Regions from separate parts of the Homo sapiens genome. Here region 2 is linked to region 1. A link is a loop called in an ENCODE intact Hi-C map of the cell type or tissue named here. Cell type or tissue: heart left ventricle. All regions are shown on one strand.

Region 1 (2,500 bases):
ATGCCCTATTAAAAGGAACACCAATCAGTAATAATTAAGAAATGCAAATTAAAACAATATTGAGATGATTCAGATGTCAGCTTTTACCTCTCAAATTGGCAAAAATTTAAAAGGTCACTAAAACCCAGGGTTTGTGAGAATCTGGTGAAACAGCACACTCATTCACTCTTGATGCACATCTGGAGGGCAACTGGAAATGTTATTTGAGTCAGCAATTCCTGTCTTAGGAGTTTACCTTTGCAAAATGCTCCATGTATAAGGATGTTCATTTAAACATTATTTGTAAATAGGAGCAAATTGAAAAAACTAAATGACCTCGGTGAAGGACTGGTTAAATCATTTATAATACATCCCAATAATGACATACTAAGCATTACTATGCTAATGATTAAGAGTTTGAGCCTTGGTTAGACTGCCTAGGTTTGACTTCCTCCTCTAGCTTTTATGAGCTGTGTGACTTCGACCAAGTTTCTAACCTCTCTGTGCCGTTTCTCATCTGTAAAATGGGAAAAGTAACAATTCATGAAGTTGTGAAGAGTAAATGAGATAATTCATATGAAATATTCAGATAGGACCTGGCACAGAGCATTTAATAATTGCTACACATTACTATTCCAACTACTAGTATAATGATGACAATGACGATGTAGCCACAAATAAAGACAAGCTAGATCTTTAAATACTGATGTGCAATGATATCTCCAATATAGTATTGTGATAAAAGCAAGTTGCAGAAGAGTAAGTATAGTAGGATCTGATTTTTGTTAAGGGTATTATATGTTACACATACAGGAAAAGACTGGAAGGATAGACAGACTGTCAACACTGGGGAGTAGAATAGGAGAGGTAGATTTTCCCTTGAGCAATAATTAGAGTTGTTTGAAACTAGCATGTGCTACTTTTATAATAAACAAAAGATGTAAAGGGAAAAAAAAGCTCCGTTTGGAATTCCGAGGACAGTTAATCCCACCAGGCTTCACATCCCCCAGTTCTTGGCCACAGCCCAAACGTTAAGCCTCCCTGCTCGTCATCTGTCCTCTCCCATACCATCCTCATACTGCTCAGTGCTCCCATCCCTGCCACCCCGACTCATCCACCTCCCCACTACCGCCCTCTCTCACTCTTCTCAGTACCCTCTGGAAGCCCCCACCTTGCAGTAAACAATTCCCCCTACACCCTGGATAAATTTTACAGAGCACTATTGTCTACCTCCGGGCCTGGAAGTGCTGAAACCTGAGTCTCCACGGCGGATCTCACGGCTTTGCCACCAGCGCCCTCTAGTGGACACTGTCCACACTCCCACACTACAGGCACCCTAGGGCTGGGAGGTGGGGTCTGTGCTCTAGCTTCCCCTGTTTGCTTCCAGGCTGTTAGTCCTCCGTCCTCAGCCAAGAACTCCTCCTTCTCATGCCATCTGGCTACTTCTCTCCTCGTTGACGCTTCTTTATAACCATCCCCTCCTGGTCAACCCCCCCCCACCCCCACATTCAACGAAGAGTTCGACATCTGGCTCATTGTCTTCTTCTCCACCCCAAGTCCTGACATCATTCTGGGTGAGTTGGACATCCGTGATCCATGTACAGGACACACTCTCATCCTAGCCTTACCATGCTTCATCATCAGTCAGAACCCCCTACCATCTACACCTTGCTGGCTGGCCTCAACGCTCTTCTTTTTACCTCAGGAGGCTCTCCAGTTTTTTGAGCCCCCTCCATCCATTTCTTCCATCCCATCAGCCCCTTTCACCTTACTACCTTCCCTCTCCATCCTGGAACATGATGATGATGATGATAAGAATAACAACTAATATGTATGTGCCAGGCATATACTACCCATCTTATGACATCATTTCAGTAATCTCATGTTATCCTCACAATAACTTTATGAGGAAGATACTATTGTGGTTTTCCTTTTAATGAGGTGACTGAGGCTCAGAGAGGTTGAGTGACTTACCCAAAGTCCCACAGCAGAGATGAGATTTGAAGTCAGGTCTGTTTGCTTTCAGAATCTTGCGTATATCCCCAATTCCCTTGCCCTGTGTCTTTCTGCTGCATCCATGAGGCAAAATCCTAAGTCTGGATAAATTTAACTGACAGTTTCCTCCTCTGTGCTTATGCCCAGATGGAGGAACATTGCTGGAGAAAATCCCATCACTTTGTTGGTTAGTCCCACCAGAAAGTCATAGTTTCCAACCTCAGCGGGGCCCTCAACTCAGCTAAACAATCCTTCTAAGTAACTGTCCTGACAATAGCACTTGCAAACTTTCTCCACTGCCCTCTGGAGTCAGACTGTCTGGGTTAGAGTCTGCTTTGGCCACTTCCATGCTCCATACCATGCCAGCCTTTAAGAAAGGGTGAAGTGGAGGAAAAAGGATGAGGGGAAAGGGGAAGTGATATGTATCGAGTGTCTTCTAGGTACCAGCCACTGTGCCAGGTGCTTTGCATGCAGTGTTTCATTTAATCCTGCCAGCAGCCCTGCAAGGGCAATACTCTTGTTATTT
Region 2 (2,500 bases), 490 kb before region 1:
GGTGAACTCTCTTTTCCTAGAGAGCACTTAAACTATGGAAGAAAACCATTAGTGACCATTACTGTTAATTTGTTTTTTGTCTTTTGCTTTTTTTTTTGAGATGGAATGTCTCACTCTGTCACCCACGCTGGAGTGCAGTGATGTGATCTCGGCTCCCTGCAACCTCTGCCTCCCGGGTTCAAGAGATTCTCCTGCCTCAGCCTCCCGAGTAGCTGGGATTACAGGTATGTACCACCACGCCCAGCTAATTTTTGTATTTTTAGTAGAGATTGGGTTTCGCCATGTTGACCAGGCTGGTCTCAAACTCCTGACCTCAAGTGATCCGCCCCCTTCGGCCTCCCAAATGCTGGGATTACAGGCATGAGCCACTATGCCTGGCCCCCATTAGCGTTAATTTGCTTAACCCCCTTAAGCCTTTACTCAAAGATAACTTTTCGGTGAGGCTTTCTCCAACCCCAGTACCTCAAAACATTTCCTATATCTCCTTCCCTGCTTTATATTTTGCCTTGGCCCTTGACCCTATCTAAGATACTACAAGTTTAATTATTTATCATGTTTATTCCTGCCTTTCCAATTAAAATGTAAGCTTCCAAAAGCCAGGGATTTTGTTTGTTTCTGGAGAAAGACCTGGTAAATAGTAGATTATCAATAAAATTGATTGAATTGAATGCATAATCATATGGAAACAGGGCAGGGCAGTGCAGGGACTAGGATAGGGCAAGCTCTCAGGGTAGTGTGCTGAGCCTACATTTGCATGGTCTCAGAGTAAATGCCTCCTTAAAATTTGCAGCCGAGGCACCTCCTTGCTCACCCCAGTCCCAGCCCTGAAGCAGGGAATAGACCAGATCACCTAGTGAGATCTGTCTACTCCCAGGCAGTGGCATGCTGGTAGATGTTTATCAACCAGCTCTTTTAGGTTGGTAAGGTGGGGGAAGCCTTGATTTGTAATGTTTGCCAATATTCCCATCATGGCCAATTTCAAGCTATCAACAGAATGTTTATGAACAGAGTTGGGAAGAGATGTGCCCAGTGGGCTCTTGTGAGCTGGTACAAGTTGGCTCTAGCGCACCACTGAACAGGATTCTTTTTTTAAAAAAAAATAATTACCTTGTTTTTATTAATCTTTCTTAAATGTGTATATAGCTCACATTTATTTCAGGGTTTACCACTAGAAGTGTTTTGGTCTTTATTTAGAAGTTTGGCAATGTTTTGTGACCACAAATATGCTATAGAAACTTAAGTTGGTTTCATTATACATTGTTTCACATAAAGTTTCCAAGAACCTATCGAGGCTGTTAGTGAGGACTTACTGTACATCTTGACATGGGAGAATTGGGCATTAGGCATGAGCATGTGCCACTGCAGCAGGTGGTGGGCCGCTTAGGAGTCTGGATTACCAATTTCATCTGAACTCTTGGGCAGTCTTGAACTTTTGCTAAATGCAACCAGGGCCAGCATAAAAAACAAAAACTGCAAAGAGGAATTAAGAATAATGAGGGGATTAGCATTACCCATTTTCACCACTAAAATATATCCCAGAAGCGCATTATTCTGAATGGAGGGCAAGTAGTATCACTTTCAGGTTATGAGGGATAACAGAAAGGAAACTTCTGTTTTCCAAGGACTATGTGCCAATCCCTCTGCCAAGCACATACTCCTATAAAGTAGGTACTTCTACAATCCCCATTTTAAACAGATGAGGAAACTGAAGCCTAAATACAATAGATAATTTGCCCAAGATCACACATGCAGCAATGGCAAACCAGGATTCAAGTGGAAGCATATTTGATTCCAAGGCCCATGTACTTTTTCTTACATAGCATCATACTGTGCTATGGCATGAATATGGTGACATCTCCACAGGTATGGATTGAGAAACTTCTGTAGGCCCAGACATGTGTCACAGGCTGTATTTCATGAATTCCCTTCTCTGCATCTGGCCAAACCTGCACTTGTTCCAGAAGACAGGGGAAGTGGCTGTCTTATTCACCTCTCTATGCTCAGTGACCAGCATGGTGCCTGGTGGACAGAAGGCATTCAATAAATAGTTGTTTGAAGATGAAAGGAATAAAAAAAGAAATGAAGTAAATTGGAAAAAGGAAAGAATTTTTGTCCCATGGATATTGTTTGTGTTTATGGATCACTCAAGAAGACTTTAGACACAAAATTTGCATAGATACTCCTAAGCAAATTATTTCCAACTTCCATTAATTAATTGCCAGCAGTGGATTCCTTTTTATTTGTTATGCCAGAGATCATGAAAGCATGGAATCTGGGATAGATTCTGGAATTATCTTCACTGTAGATTGGCTTTCCTAACTGTTGTGTGCTTTGGCCGTGAGTCCCATCAGTCGGTACTCTCTGTGCCCATTCCAGTGTGCGTAAATGACTGGCAGCATTCAGGGATAACTTGAGTGTCAGAAGAAAAGGGCTCAGGCTTCAAAATCTCCATGGCTAATCTGTAAAGTAGGCAATCCTTCCGCAGATAATTGAACAGTGA

Evidence for each region. A loop is a pair of places that touch in the nucleus more often than their neighbours do. Peaks named below come from ENCODE experiments on the same cell type or tissue, not always from the same donor. Only the 100,000 strongest peaks of a DNase experiment are listed, where the experiment ranks them.
Region 2: a loop joins it to region 1, with 3 times the contacts of the local background. A loop is called at or near these places in 19 of 110 quality-filtered maps.

Annotation. Positions count from the first base shown.
Region 1 is chrX:110,412,047-110,414,546 of GRCh38, forward strand. The region is part of intron 1 of RTL9 (retrotransposon Gag like 9); the gene reads left to right. It also overlaps a transcript of AMMECR1 not described here. Among named protein-coding and RNA genes, the nearest start is that of RTL9, 54 kb to the left of the region's middle. In heart left ventricle, a CTCF peak has its summit at 1,274 (motif pointing left); a DNase peak (open chromatin) is centred at 1,265.
Region 2 is chrX:109,923,946-109,926,445 of GRCh38, forward strand. No RefSeq gene overlaps it. Among named protein-coding and RNA genes, the nearest start is that of TMEM164, 78 kb to the right of the region's middle. In heart left ventricle, no CTCF peak of the experiment used is centred here; no DNase peak of the experiment used is centred here; H3K27ac peaks cover 622 bases.